Regions from separate parts of the Homo sapiens genome. Here region 1 is linked to region 2. The links are chromatin contacts, found by Hi-C or POLR2A ChIA-PET in ENCODE. All regions are on one chromosome and are shown on one strand. The core of a region is the stretch at or near the end of the contact, and the rest is flanking DNA. Distances in the headings are between cores, read along the strand shown. Region 1 holds the start of ERC2-IT1 (ERC2 intronic transcript 1). Region 2 overlaps ERC2 (ELKS/RAB6-interacting/CAST family member 2).

Evidence for each region. Hi-C counts contacts between places; a loop is a spot of excess contacts on that map. ChIA-PET counts read pairs that join two places held with the same protein, here RNA polymerase II (POLR2A). Pooled maps may share reads with other maps.
Region 1: a pooled map shows a loop between it and region 2 (2.4-fold over the local background). The contact joins the promoter of ERC2-IT1 here to the enhancer-like site in region 2. A Hi-C loop is called at or near these places in 2 of 168 maps with a recorded cell type or tissue (Right ventricle myocardium inferior and endothelial cell of hepatic sinusoid) and 2 of 50 pooled maps. POLR2A ChIA-PET finds 5 or more read pairs at or near these places in 4 of 52 experiments (A549, H1, HEK293 and 1 more).

What each region holds. Positions count from the first base shown.
Region 1 is chr3:55,655,949-55,662,208 of GRCh38, reverse strand. ERC2-IT1 (ERC2 intronic transcript 1) reads left to right here and starts at 2,740. Exons shown (of 1, transcript NR_024615.1): 1 at 2,740-5,003. All of the region lies in intron 17 of ERC2 (ELKS/RAB6-interacting/CAST family member 2), which reads left to right. RefSeq lists enhancers at 3,226-3,345, 3,386-3,585.
Region 2 is chr3:55,585,328-55,591,504 of GRCh38, reverse strand. The region is part of intron 17 of ERC2 (ELKS/RAB6-interacting/CAST family member 2); the gene reads left to right. Among named protein-coding and RNA genes, the nearest start is that of ERC2-AS1, 19 kb to the left of the region's middle. Within about 2 kb of position 3,949, at least 2 of the 41 ENCODE cell types and tissues checked have a DNase peak (open chromatin) inside an H3K27ac peak, as active enhancers do.

The DNA of each region.
Region 1 (6,260 bases), core at 1,491-3,990, 72 kb before region 2:
AATTTTCTACATGAAATAAATCTGATAAGCTGATAAGAACAGGATTGGTTGCCAATTGGCAAATACATTCCAATCTGAGTCTTGAGTTTCCCAGCCCACGCTGTCCTGTTTGTGTTAATGCAGGATTGCCCCCAAGAGTCCTCCCTGTTCAGACCCTGCTGGCTGACAGTTTGAAATCTGGAGTTCAGCTTCATATATAAAAACCTTAGCTTTGCAATATTTAAATTCTTAAATACCCTAAAATGGTATGGACTTTATTAAACAGAAAGTGAAAAAGGGAAAATCTAAGGGAATTTCCCTGATAAATGGATTGAAAAGTCCATATTTAACAAAGCATTAGTCTCCCAGGAAAGGAGGTGGGCCCACTTTTTTTTTTTAAATAACCTTTTCACGTTTTTCTTCTCAGCTAAGCCAACTCCACAAATAGCCCAAACTAAACACGTAATGACTGTGCTGTGTTGAGATGTGTTTTGTTTCAGATTTTAAAATGCAGCAAATAAGATGTGATAGGCAGAATCTAAAGATGCCTTTCCAAGATGCCCATGCTTTATTCAAACACTAACCAGGTACTGGACGAAGGGACTTTGCAGCTTATCTTAAAATAGAGAGAGTATCCTGGATTATGTAAACGGACCCAATGTCATGACATTAGCCCTTAAAAGTCGAGAAAGAAAGTCTAAGAGTCAGAGTGGTGCAGTGGAAGAGGGAAGGGGAGAGATTAGGCAGCAGAAGAGGCAGAGAGGTCCCAAGGGGGAGGAGAGGAGAGACGAGGCTGTGATAAAAGGAAAGGGGCTATGAGCCAGGGATTGCAGGTGGCCTCTAGAAGCTGAGAATGATGCTTAGCCAACTGCCAGCCAGGAAAGTCCCACAACCAGACGGAGCTGAATTCTGCCAGTGACCTGAATGAGCTGGAAAGTAAATTCAGCCTCAGAGCTGCAAAAAAGATTGCAGCCCTGTTGACACCTGGTGATTTTGGCCTCATGAAACTCAGCAGAGAATGAACTGAGCCGTGTTGTGCCAAAATTCTGACCTACGGAACTGTGAGATAATAAATAGATATTTTTTAAAGTCACTAAGTGTGTGGTAATGTGTTAGGATAGCAGTAGAAAACTAATGCACAGACGAGTTGAACCAACATCTGTGTGTGAGACTTGGCCCACAGGACAAGCTGGTGCATTTTTTACTTTCTAGCAACTGGAGCAGGGTAAGGGCCCAATGTTATAATATGAAGAAGACCAGCTTGCATTTTCTAGGTGCTTACCTCATTTTAGGTGCTGTGCACGGTACTTTATGTGCATTTCTTACCTTGTTCTTCACAACAGCCCTACAAGGATTTATGCTTTTATTGTTATTATCCCTGTTTTATAGGTGAGGGACCTGATTGAGGCTCACAGAGGTTAGCTACCTGGGCAGGTGTCACATGGCTTATTAATGGCAGGGCTGGGACTCAAACCCATGTCTGTGGGACATCATACCCAAGTCTGTGCACATAAGTGCTGTACTTCACAGTGCACCACGACCCCAATTAAATATGAAGCTAATATGTTTCCATATACAAAATTGCTGATATTTAAACTCCTGCTAAACACTCACAACTAAGAATGCCTTTCATCACATAAAGCCCTTTAACCTTGTTTTAATGCCCTTGGAATACTACACCACTAGGTGCTGAGCAAGGAGAAAAAAAATCAAATTTGGATGGTCAAGGAAATAGGAGACTCCCACGCCACCCCCGCCCCACCCCCCAGGTTCTGCAAGCCAAAGCTCAGAGCACACTCTTACATTTCTCTTCAAATCCTTGGAGGTCTCACTTGCTCTAGATTGTGTCAAAGATTGTGCCCCTTCCCTGCACCAGGCACTCAATTCCAGGGGTGGAAGTTGTGATGGAGACATTTTTATAACTTGGACATAAAGATCAGGAGCCAAAAGGAATATCAGGTGGAACAAATGCTATTGCTTACATTTTATCTGGAGGTGGGGGTGCGGGTTGATGTGCCAATTTGCTCTCAGTTGCATGTACAGAAATTGTGACCTCAAATTCAGCCAATGGAAAGTCTGAGTATGAACATTCACATTGTTCAGACATTTAACAAATATGAACTGAGCTTCCATAATGTGATGGGGTTTGCATGAGAAGCTAATGATGCAGTAATGAATAAGGTGAGTTCCATACTCATAGATCTTCCAGGCTCCATTACTCCAGGCTAATGAAGGAAGCACAGAAAAGCAAGCAATTTCAGGATAGTATAATAAGTGCTGTAGTGGAGGAGGCACTAGATGCCTAGAGCAAATATGGGAGAGACGCCATACCGAGATTCAGAAGCCAGAAGTAGTGACCCTTGAGCTGTGGCCTCACGGATAAGTAGGAGTTGGCCAGGTACAGAGGCGGCAGAGGAGAATAGCCCAGCCCCAGGGGATGTCATGATGTAGATCTGATCTGGGAGCCTACCTATGTCCATAAATACATCTGGAGTATAGGAGGCAAACAGGCTATCGGTTGAGACTGAGGTCAGAAAGCCTTTCTGCTAGTTTTTTGAAGAGATTGAACTTAATTATAAGGGGACTTGGAAACCATTGAAAGAAAAGGCTGAGCAGTGGCATGGACGGATGTGGGTGCTTTAGAAGGACCCCTCTGGTGGAAGAGCCAAGAATTGATGGAGGGGAGTGAGTGGAGCACAGAGACTATTGGGACCTGAGAGAGGTGGTAGGGGGTAGAAAGGAAGGGTGGGGAGATCAGGGATGGGGAAAAGCAGCGGGATTCCAGAGCTATCTGAGGAGGAGGGGCCACGGGGTTTGTTCGTCTGGTGGAGGGAGAGAAGGGAGCCCAGGATGACAGACAGCCAGGCCTGATTTGGCCAAATCATCATGCAAATATTATTCTGGGCTGACAGGCCCAAGTTGCAGTCAGCAGAGGCAACACGGGCTTATAATTTGCCATTTGTGAATGTCCTGAGGACTGGAGAATCAGCTAGGAAGCAAATCTTCCTTCTGCTGCATAAGACAGCCAAAAGCACCTCTGAGGATAGGCATCTCAGGGATTTCAGAGCAGGTAACGCCTTTTGGTTGTTTTGAATATGCTGACAGAAGAACAAAAGCTTTCAGGAAAACAAAGCCCAACCCCTTAATGAAACAGGAAAGGATATACAGTTTCAAATGCTTGCTTGCTTTCCTTGTTTTCTGAGAAGAAAGATGCCTTGCCTGTTGAAGGTGGCAGATGCAGGTTGCTCTGTGGGCCTCGGGAAGGTTCACTGCAGCTGTCACCTGCCCAACCCACGTGTCCTGAGGCACTGTGACATCTTGACAGGTGTCCTGACTCTTGGCCTTGACATGTCCTGTCACGCCTGCCTGTCAGCTGGGACTGGGCTTGGGGAAGAGCTTGTGGGCCTGGGGCCTGGTAGTACTTGCTTAGTTAAACATCTGTGGCTGCTATTTCCCTGTCACAGGCTGGCAAGTCAGAACTACTCAGATTCACTTGCACAGCAATGGTCCTTCAGTCTTCTGATTATGTGGCTCTGCAACAGGGAGAGGGAGATATTCATGAGCAAGTGTGCAAAATGCATTTAATGCCTGCTAATGGTGTACAGCCATCCATTGCTTTGGTCTGCCCAGTGTCTGTCTCCCTATCTTTTGATACCAGGGGCCAAGTTTCTCTGGGGAATTCCTTTCAGTTTTTGCAGTTCTGGGACAGTTACCCTTCACCCAGCACTATGTCAATATGGGCACATGACTCAAGCCAGCCAATCAGAGTTCACTTTCCCTAGACTTGGTCACTCAGAGGGAGCTATCCCTTAGGCCACAGTGATTGGTTCAGAAATGGGCACATAATCAAACTAGACCAATGAGTCTCAGTTCTGAAATTTTGAGTTAAGATTGCTTGGAAAAAGAACTGTTTACTCTATGGAAATAGAAGCTGGAGTGATGAAATTTGGGGTACCGGGAGCGACAGGGCCATAGTGAGAAGAGAACCCTACCTGAAAATGAAGTCAGAAGGAAAAGGAAAGTAGACAAGAATGATGGAGAGAGAGGCAGAGACAGATCCCTGAAGACATCATTTAAGATCCCGAATTCACCTGTGCCCAAAGCCAGACTAGTCCTGAATGATTTAGTTACAAGAACTAATAAATGCCTTTTTCCATAAGTCAGTTTGAGGCCAGATGAATAGAAATTGCATCCCTTATTGAGTCCTGGCTCAAGTCAATTTAGCAAGCATTTGTTAAGATCCACGGTGGGAGCTATACCTCAGAGCTCCAGGGAGCACAGGAGGTGTGCTACAATCACAGCCATTGCCAGTATTGTTATTATTCCATTTATTAGACATTTCAGACACTCCTCAGCACTTTACACACATTATTTCATTTCACCCTTTGAGCACATCCTTTAATTAAAAATTGTTATCTACACTTTACAGGGAAAGAAACCTAGACCAGAGAAGTTAAGAAATACATCCAGGGGTGGGTGCGGTGGCTTACACCTGTAATCCCAACACTTTGCGAGGCCAAGGTGGGAGGATTGCTTGAGCCTAGGAGTTGAAGGCCAGCCTGGGAAACATGGCAAAATCCTCTCTCTATTTTCAAAAAATACAAAAATTAGCCGGGCATGGTGGTGTGTGCTTGTAGTCCCAGCTACTTAGGAGGCTGAGGTGGGAGAATTACCTGAGCCCAGGAAGCAGAGATTCCAGTGAGTTGAGATCATGCCACTGCATTCCAGCCTAGGCGACAGAGTGAGACCCTGTCTCAAAAAAGAAAGAAAAAAAGAAATATGTCTAATATAGTAATAATAGTGACAGAGGATGTGAGTTATCGTCTACACACTGGCAGGCAAAAGAGGTTACTTCCTCCCATCTCAAGGACTTGGAAGTAAGGGAAATAAGACTGTACACCCAAGAAAGCAAAATGGAATAGATCGGAGTAGAGATCTGCCAAGTTGCCTTACAGAGCCAGGACAGCTTCCAGCCAGCCAGGCTAGATCTAGCTGCCTGAATGTATTGACAGCAAAAAAAAAAACAAAATGAAAAAGGGTATGTCAGGAGAGGTGTCAGCCAACCATGGAGGCAAAAGCGGGGGAGTGAAAGAGGAGGATCTTGGGGATGCCCTTCATACCACTATCCAGGAGATGGGTGTCATAGCCACGGAGCTTCCCAGTGGCCAGGCCATCTCTAGGGGGAGATGAGAGGGAAGGTGGGGCCAGGAATCCAGCAGTCACTCTTTCCATCAAAGCCACCATCCTGCTGTGGAATAGTTCCCCAGGGCCTCTTAGCCTGATGCCCTTACATGACTACTTCAACCAACATCCCTAGTTTTGAGGATGCCATTCTTCTCTTCATCGTGACCCCTTCTACTCTCTTTTAAAATTATTTCTAGGCCTCTTCTTCCCTAGAGGCCGTGTCTATGGGAAGGGGACTGTGCTTGCCACAGTTGGACATTCCAGGTTCTGCAGTGATAGTTTCATATCATTGTAAATTCAGCTGGCCTTCGGAGTCTAACTTGGTTTCCCCTGTGACTTCCTACAAGAAGAGACTGAGTTGGTCAGAAGCTAATGAATCTTTTGGTCTATACATCTTTCAGAGTTCTCCTTATAAGATAATCACAAGGTCTCTATTTTGTAATGCTAAGGAGACAGGAGCTGGCTACTCTGGAGGCTGCCTTTTTGGAGATGTACTTCTTCTGTGGCCTGACAAGGAAGGTTTCAGAGCCTCCCGGACTCAAGGCCAGGCCTGGGTGATGGCATAGCTACCATGTAAAGTGCATTCTCCACCAGGAATGGTGGCTCATGCTTGTTAATCCCAATGCTTTGTGAGGCCAAGGTGGGAGGATTACTTGAGCCAGGAGTTCAAGACTAGCCTGGGCAACATAGTGAGACTCCCAGCTCTACAAAAAATAAAAAGTAAAAACAAAACAAAAAAAATAGTTGGAAGTGGGGGTGTACTCCTGTAGTCCAAGCTACTCAGAAGGCTGAGGCAGGAAGATCACTTGAGACCAGGAGTTCAAGGCTGCATGAGCTATGATTGCACCACTGCATTTCAGCCTGGGTGACAGAGTGAGACTTTTTCTTCTAAAAAAAATTCTTTAAATCAAAACTCAGAAAAATAAATAAATAAATAAATAAATAAAGTGCATTCCATGGATATACCTGTGCCCTGGATGAGAGGGGCCAAGCAGCTTTGCAGACAGAAAGAACACCACAAATTTAAACTGGAGTCCCAGCTTCATTACTAGCTAAGTGGATAAGTTTTCCAACTCTTTAAGGCTCAGTTTCCTCAG
Region 2 (6,177 bases), core at 2,700-5,199:
AAGCCCTGCCTTCGCCCTGGGTCTCAGTGTCCGCATGTGGAAAACAAAATGTGTGACTCAGTTTTCATTCATTTAAACTAGTTGAGGGGTTCCATTCCACCCATAATGTCCAAGGATTCTCTATGCTTGCTGTACCCCAGACTTCACTTCCCAGTCACAGTGCTGGGTCCCACAAAGGTGGAGACATGAGGTTTTACGTGACAGAAGGCAATCCTAAGAGAAGAGACAAAAGACAAAAATGAGAAAAACACTTCTCACGATTTCCCAGCTGCTCTACAACAAGCATATGCTTTCAAAATTTGTTTAAAAAAAAAAAAAAAGCTAAAAGACACAAGTGAAAATCAACCATAATTCTACCCCTTAAAGTTATGGAGATATGGCTGGGCACGGTGGCTCACACCTGTAATCCTAGCACTTTGGGAGGCCAAGGTGGGTGGACCACGAGGTCAGGAGTTCGAGACCAGCCTGGCCAACGTGGTGAAACCCCATCTCTACTAAAAATACAAAAATTAGCTGGACGTGGTGGCGGGTGCATATAATCCCAGCTACTCAGGAAGCTGAGGCATGAGAATCGCTTGAACCCGGGAGGCAGAGGCAGCAGTGAGCTGAGATAGCACCATTGCACTCCAGCCTGGGCAAGAGAGCAAGACTCTGTCTCAAAGAAAAAAAAATGTTATAGAGCTATAAAAGAGGACATTAATGTCCTCCACAACCTGTCTTGGCAGTTTGATTACAACACCAGATGCTACCATTGTGGACAATTTGGTATATGTCTTTCCCAATGTTTTCCTGAGTTTAAAACACACATCCACATTTACATGCATAAGTGCATATGCAATTTTTACAGAATTGTGGTGGGCAATTTTCATTGTTGGATCATTGCAGTTGGCTTGATACTGTATCAAGTTCCTCCTTTCAGGTCAGTTCGTGTAGTTTTACCTCTGGTCTCTAATGCAGCATCCATTCTATGGAAAAATCATATTTATTCAGTTATGTCCTTTTGATGGGCATTAGGTTGATTCCAGTATTTTTTAAGAAGGCTGCAGTGAACATCATTTATGTTTCACTGTACATTCTGGTGCTTTTATTTCTGCAGAATCAATTCCCAGAAGGACAACTTCTGAGTCAGAGGATGTGCTCTTTTTAGATGTTAATGAAGACTTCCAAATTTGTTTCTATGATGTTTGAAAGCACCTTATGCACCCACCAACGGGATGAGAGAGCTCCTGTTTCCCTATAACCTCGCCAAATTTGGATATCATCAGTCTTTATGTTTTTCCCAATGTGCCACACAGGGCACGATCTCACGCTTTTTACTTTTTACTTCACTTAGATTTCGCTTATTTTCATTTGTTCATTGGCCATCGTTATCCTACAATTGCCCACTTGTATCCTTGGTTTATTTTTTTGAGTGACGTTGCCACCTTCAAAAAAATGTATTGTCTTATTTTTATAATTAGTTTTTTATAAAAGAATATACATGATTTTTTAAAAGGTTTTTTTTGAGAATGTGAGACTTTTGAAGGCTGCAGGGAGGAGAAGGTTTTCATGGATGGGACACTGGGGAGTGAAAGGCAGTAATAATCCTTCAGTGTGCTGCACAGGGCCTTCTCTTTCACACACATTTTTGCCCCCATGTGCTCCTCAGTGCAGCCCTGGGAGGTCAGCTGAGCTCCAAATGCCTTCCTGGTGGAAGTCAGAACTTCACCTTGCCCCTGACTAATGAGGCTTGCCTCTTGGGCTTGACCTGAGAATCATGAGCCCTGTCTCCTGCTGGGACTTTTGCCTGACAACTCTTCCTGCCCTCCCCTCACTGCCCCTCCCATGCCTCTGTCCACGAGTTCTGCTTTTCCTGGAGGCTGGGAATTCACGTATAAGCTCCTTCAGGAATCCAGTGCCACCCCAAGGACTCCTCATGGAGGCCTCAGGTGGTGGTGGTTTTTATCCTTACTAATAGAATATCAGTTACCATTTATTGAGTATTTACTATGTGCAAGGCCAGTACTCATGGTTATGCAAGTTGTCCACTGCACAGCTCCAGCAGGCAACATTCCCCGTGTAGTCATGGTAGATGTGCGGAATTATTTCTGCCAAATGACCGTCACGTGTCTTGAAGAAGGGTGCCTTTTTCCAATTCTCACAGAGTCACCATCACAGTAAGCTGCTCGTTTGCGCACCAACCACTGGGCTGAGTGCTCTAAGCACATGGTTTTTAAAATCCTTAGAATAGCCAGCTGAAGTTGATGATTTTACCTCCTTCTCTCTCTCTCTTTTTTTTTTTTTTTTTTTGGTAGTGACTGGGTTTCACTGTGTTGCCCAGGCTGGTCTCAAACTCCTGGCTCAAGCAATCCTCCTGCCTTGGCCTCCCAAAGCGCTAGGATGACAGGTGTGAGCCACTGCATCCAGCCTTACCTCCTCTATAGCCAAGGAAACTGAGTCTCAAGTTAGTCACTTGCCCACGTTACACAGCTAATAAGTGAATTCAAACTCAGGTCCGGCTGACTCCAAAGCCTGTGTTTAATGCTTGCCCTACCCTCCCTCTGTATTGGAATATGGTTACCCCCAAAATGGTCCTCCGAAATGCCCCAAGCCATGATTATCGGCCTTCCTCGAGTGTTCCCACACACTCGAGGCAGGCTGGTGTAGCCAGTGTGCAGGATTGCTGTAGCTGGTGTGAACTTGAACTCAAACTAAAAACTGAAGCATTGGAGCCCAGATCCAGTCAAGCGCCATCTTATCAGCATCTCTGGATCCCTTTGTGGGAAGGAAGGGGGAGCCCCACTTTTGTGATGTGCTGTAATCCTGAGTCAGGGTTTTCTGGTCTCTGTCTCGGGATCAGTTTTCTTCGATCACACTCAGAGGTTAGGTAACTAACACAGAGGTGCTAAGAGTGAGAGCCAATGTTTCCCATCTTCTGACTGTGGTGCTGATGGATGGGGCACAGGTGAGAGGGTTTTTCTGGAATTGATTCATCAGGCCGAGGGGGATTTCCCTCTCACTCTCTGCTTTCACTTCTAAGGTTCGTGTGTCTTTTTAACATTCCTTCGGCTTACCGGGGCCTAAGTGGAAAGTTGTCTTTAGGATCCCTTTGTTCTGATTCAGTTGCCGACGCTTTATGATGTTGTTCCTTCTCTTGGAAAAATGCTCCAAATGGCTCGTGTAACTGATGCACTCCACATCACCCTGATTGACAGTGGGGAGGCCCTGGTTGGAAGGAGGGGTTGGGGCTGGAAGGAGGGGTTGGGGACTGTGAACATCATTACTTCTGGGCTCTGAAAGCCAGCATGCCTGCCCTTGATGCCACCCAGCTGGGAGCCTTCAGCTGGTTTCTTGGGGAAATCCAACCAGGAAACGACCCTGATGTTTGCACTAGCCACAAGTTGGGAGGAAGGAGGCAGGCTCTGGGTTCAGCCTAGGGATGTATACCCAATTTTTAGGCACTTGGATAACTTTATTTTACTTATGGCTTCAACTCATGTGTCTGGTCAATGAAAAAGGCTGTTTTGCGTTTGGAAGGCAATAGGCAATGATATTTATTTTTTAAGAGCTCTGCCACAGCTGGTTACCATTACCATCCCACCACTGGCTGTCAGGTTGACCCTGTGTAAGTGGCTTCCCTTCTCCAAGCCTCTTACCCCTGGCTGTGAAATGGGTTTGATAAGGCCTGGTTTAAAAGGTCATTACTAGGATTAAGTGGGATAGTACATGTGAATAGCTTAGTCCAAGGTTTGGCACACAAAAACCGCTGAATAGTATTATCACCAGCTCAGCAGGCAAGGCAGAAAATACTCTACACGGCACAGAAAGTGCATTGCCCTCACTCTACTGGTGTGGATTTCACAACCACTTTGGAGAGTAATTCTGCAGTAAGTAGGCAAGTTTAAATTAAACATTCACTATGACATAGCAATATGACCTTTAAGTGTATACCCTAGGGAAATGCTTGGGTGAGGCACAAGAAGATATGTGCCATTAGGGTTATTAAAGCTTTGTAATTGCAAAACAAAAAAGGATACAATACAAATATTCATTGATAGACGTTCTGGTATGTTTATGCAATAGGATATTTCACAGCATGAAAATGCACTCTGCATTAATGCACCTACATTAACATAGATAAATTGCAAAAACATAATGTTGGATGAAAGAAGCAGGCTGGGTGCAGTGACACTAAAAATACAAAATTAGCCAAGCATGGTGATGTGTGCTTGTAATCTCAGGTACTCGGGAGGCTGAGGCAGGAGAATCGCTTGAACCTGAGAGGCAGAGGTTGCAGTGAGCCGAGATCGTGCCATTGCACTTCAGCCTGGGCAACAAGAGCAAAACGAAAGAAAGAAAGAAAGAAAAGAAAAAGGAAGGAAGGAGAGGAAGGGGAAGGGGCAAGTTATATAATGATACATGCAGTATGATAACATTTGTTTAAAATTTTAAAACTTGCAAATTTGTACTACATTTATTAGTGAATGAATACATAGAGTACAACAGCATTAAATGTATGTTCCCTAACTTCAGTTTAGTGTTTACTTCAGGACTAGGGGAGGGAATAGAATGAAAACAGGGATGAGTGGGAGGAAGATTTCAATTATATTTCTTTTTTGTTCATAGAAAAAAATTTTGAGGAAAATATGGCAAAATGTTGAGATTGATTTTACTGGATGGTGGCTACATAAGTGTTTTAAATTTTGTTTTCAATTTTGTTCTCCATATTTGAAATATTTCAGAATAAAAATTTTTAATAAATGAAATTAAATTGCCTCATGCAGAGAAAGAATAATAAGATGATATAAATACTCCTTTCAAGGCATTTGCATTTTCTTTCCTACGGTAAGAGGAGAGGGGGTTAAGGAGCTTTGTGTTATGTCACAAATGTGAAAATGTTTGGATCATTAGATTTTTAAGTTAAAAGGCTAGTTTTAAAAATATGATTCTTCTTTAAAAGAACAGTTGGAAATGACAGTTATTTTAAATGTTCTTATCAAAAGAAATTAATAATGGCTAAATAGGTCACCAACTCGATGACTAGTTTAGATTGCGTTCTTATGTTTGTGAATTTAGAATGGGGAAATATCCGGTAAGATGCTTTCAGTCATAGTGGCATTTCTGCTATCATAGTCAAATAGACTAATATAAAGTTACACTAAACTATTTTCCCAAAGTAATATGGGAGTTATGAATAGGATTTTCTAAGCATCATGGCTGGGATCTGCCTTTGTGCTGGCCTAAGGTGGTTTGAAGTTGGCATTGAAAGTGAAGGCAAAGACTCACAGTCCGAGGGCCACCTCTCTTTGGGAAAATACAACCCCCTCTTGGTTTCTCCGTGGTCCTTTCCCCAACCCTCTGCAGTCCCCACTCCCTCCCCACCCCGCCAGTCACCTCAGGTGCACCAGTGTGCCTCCAAGTCAGGCCTATGGGGGCCTCTGTGTGAACCAGGAGGAAGCCCCCGGGGCTCCCAGGCTCTTCTCCAGGAAGCCCTGCTCTCAAACGCTGCCCTTTCCAGAGCTTCCTGGAGCCTTCCCTCCTGTGGCTGCAGGCTAAGGGAAGAAAGGATTTTCTTTACTTTATTTCAGTCTGGTTTTTTGATTTTCGTTCTGCGGTTCTGCTCTGCCTCGCTTTGTTTATCAGCATCAAAGCCGAAACCAGCTGTGTTTGTTTGTGGATCTTTCATTTCCATGAAACCTGCAGCTTTTTCTAGGTCACTCTGTGTTCTTAATAATCAAAAAGGTAGTTCACATGGCTGCAAAGGAAGGACTGGGGTCAAAAAATCCTCAAACCCACGGAGCCCCTTCGGTAGCCTTACCCTTGGCCTGGATGACTGGGAATAACAATTACATGATTTTGTTATCTTCCAGGGTCCCCCCAAAGAGCTCTCTCTAACAGGGGTAATTCAAATAGAAATCTTGCTTGTTTTTGAGCCACACCCTATGCAAAAGACTTTATTTTAAACATCTAGAACCCCAACAGTTATAGAGAGGGGAAGAGAGGGGATGTTGGGAGATTTTTCTATAACTGATTAACTGGACTGTTAGTTGGATTATTATGGAACCAGCAGCCACTTGAGGTCACAACTGACAGGTTGCTTATTGGGGGGAACATTTGTTTGAATGAAGCTCCAGTTCAGCGGTGGTAAATCTAGCCATTTAATGGGCCACTTGATGTCCAAGGGCAATTACTGGTATA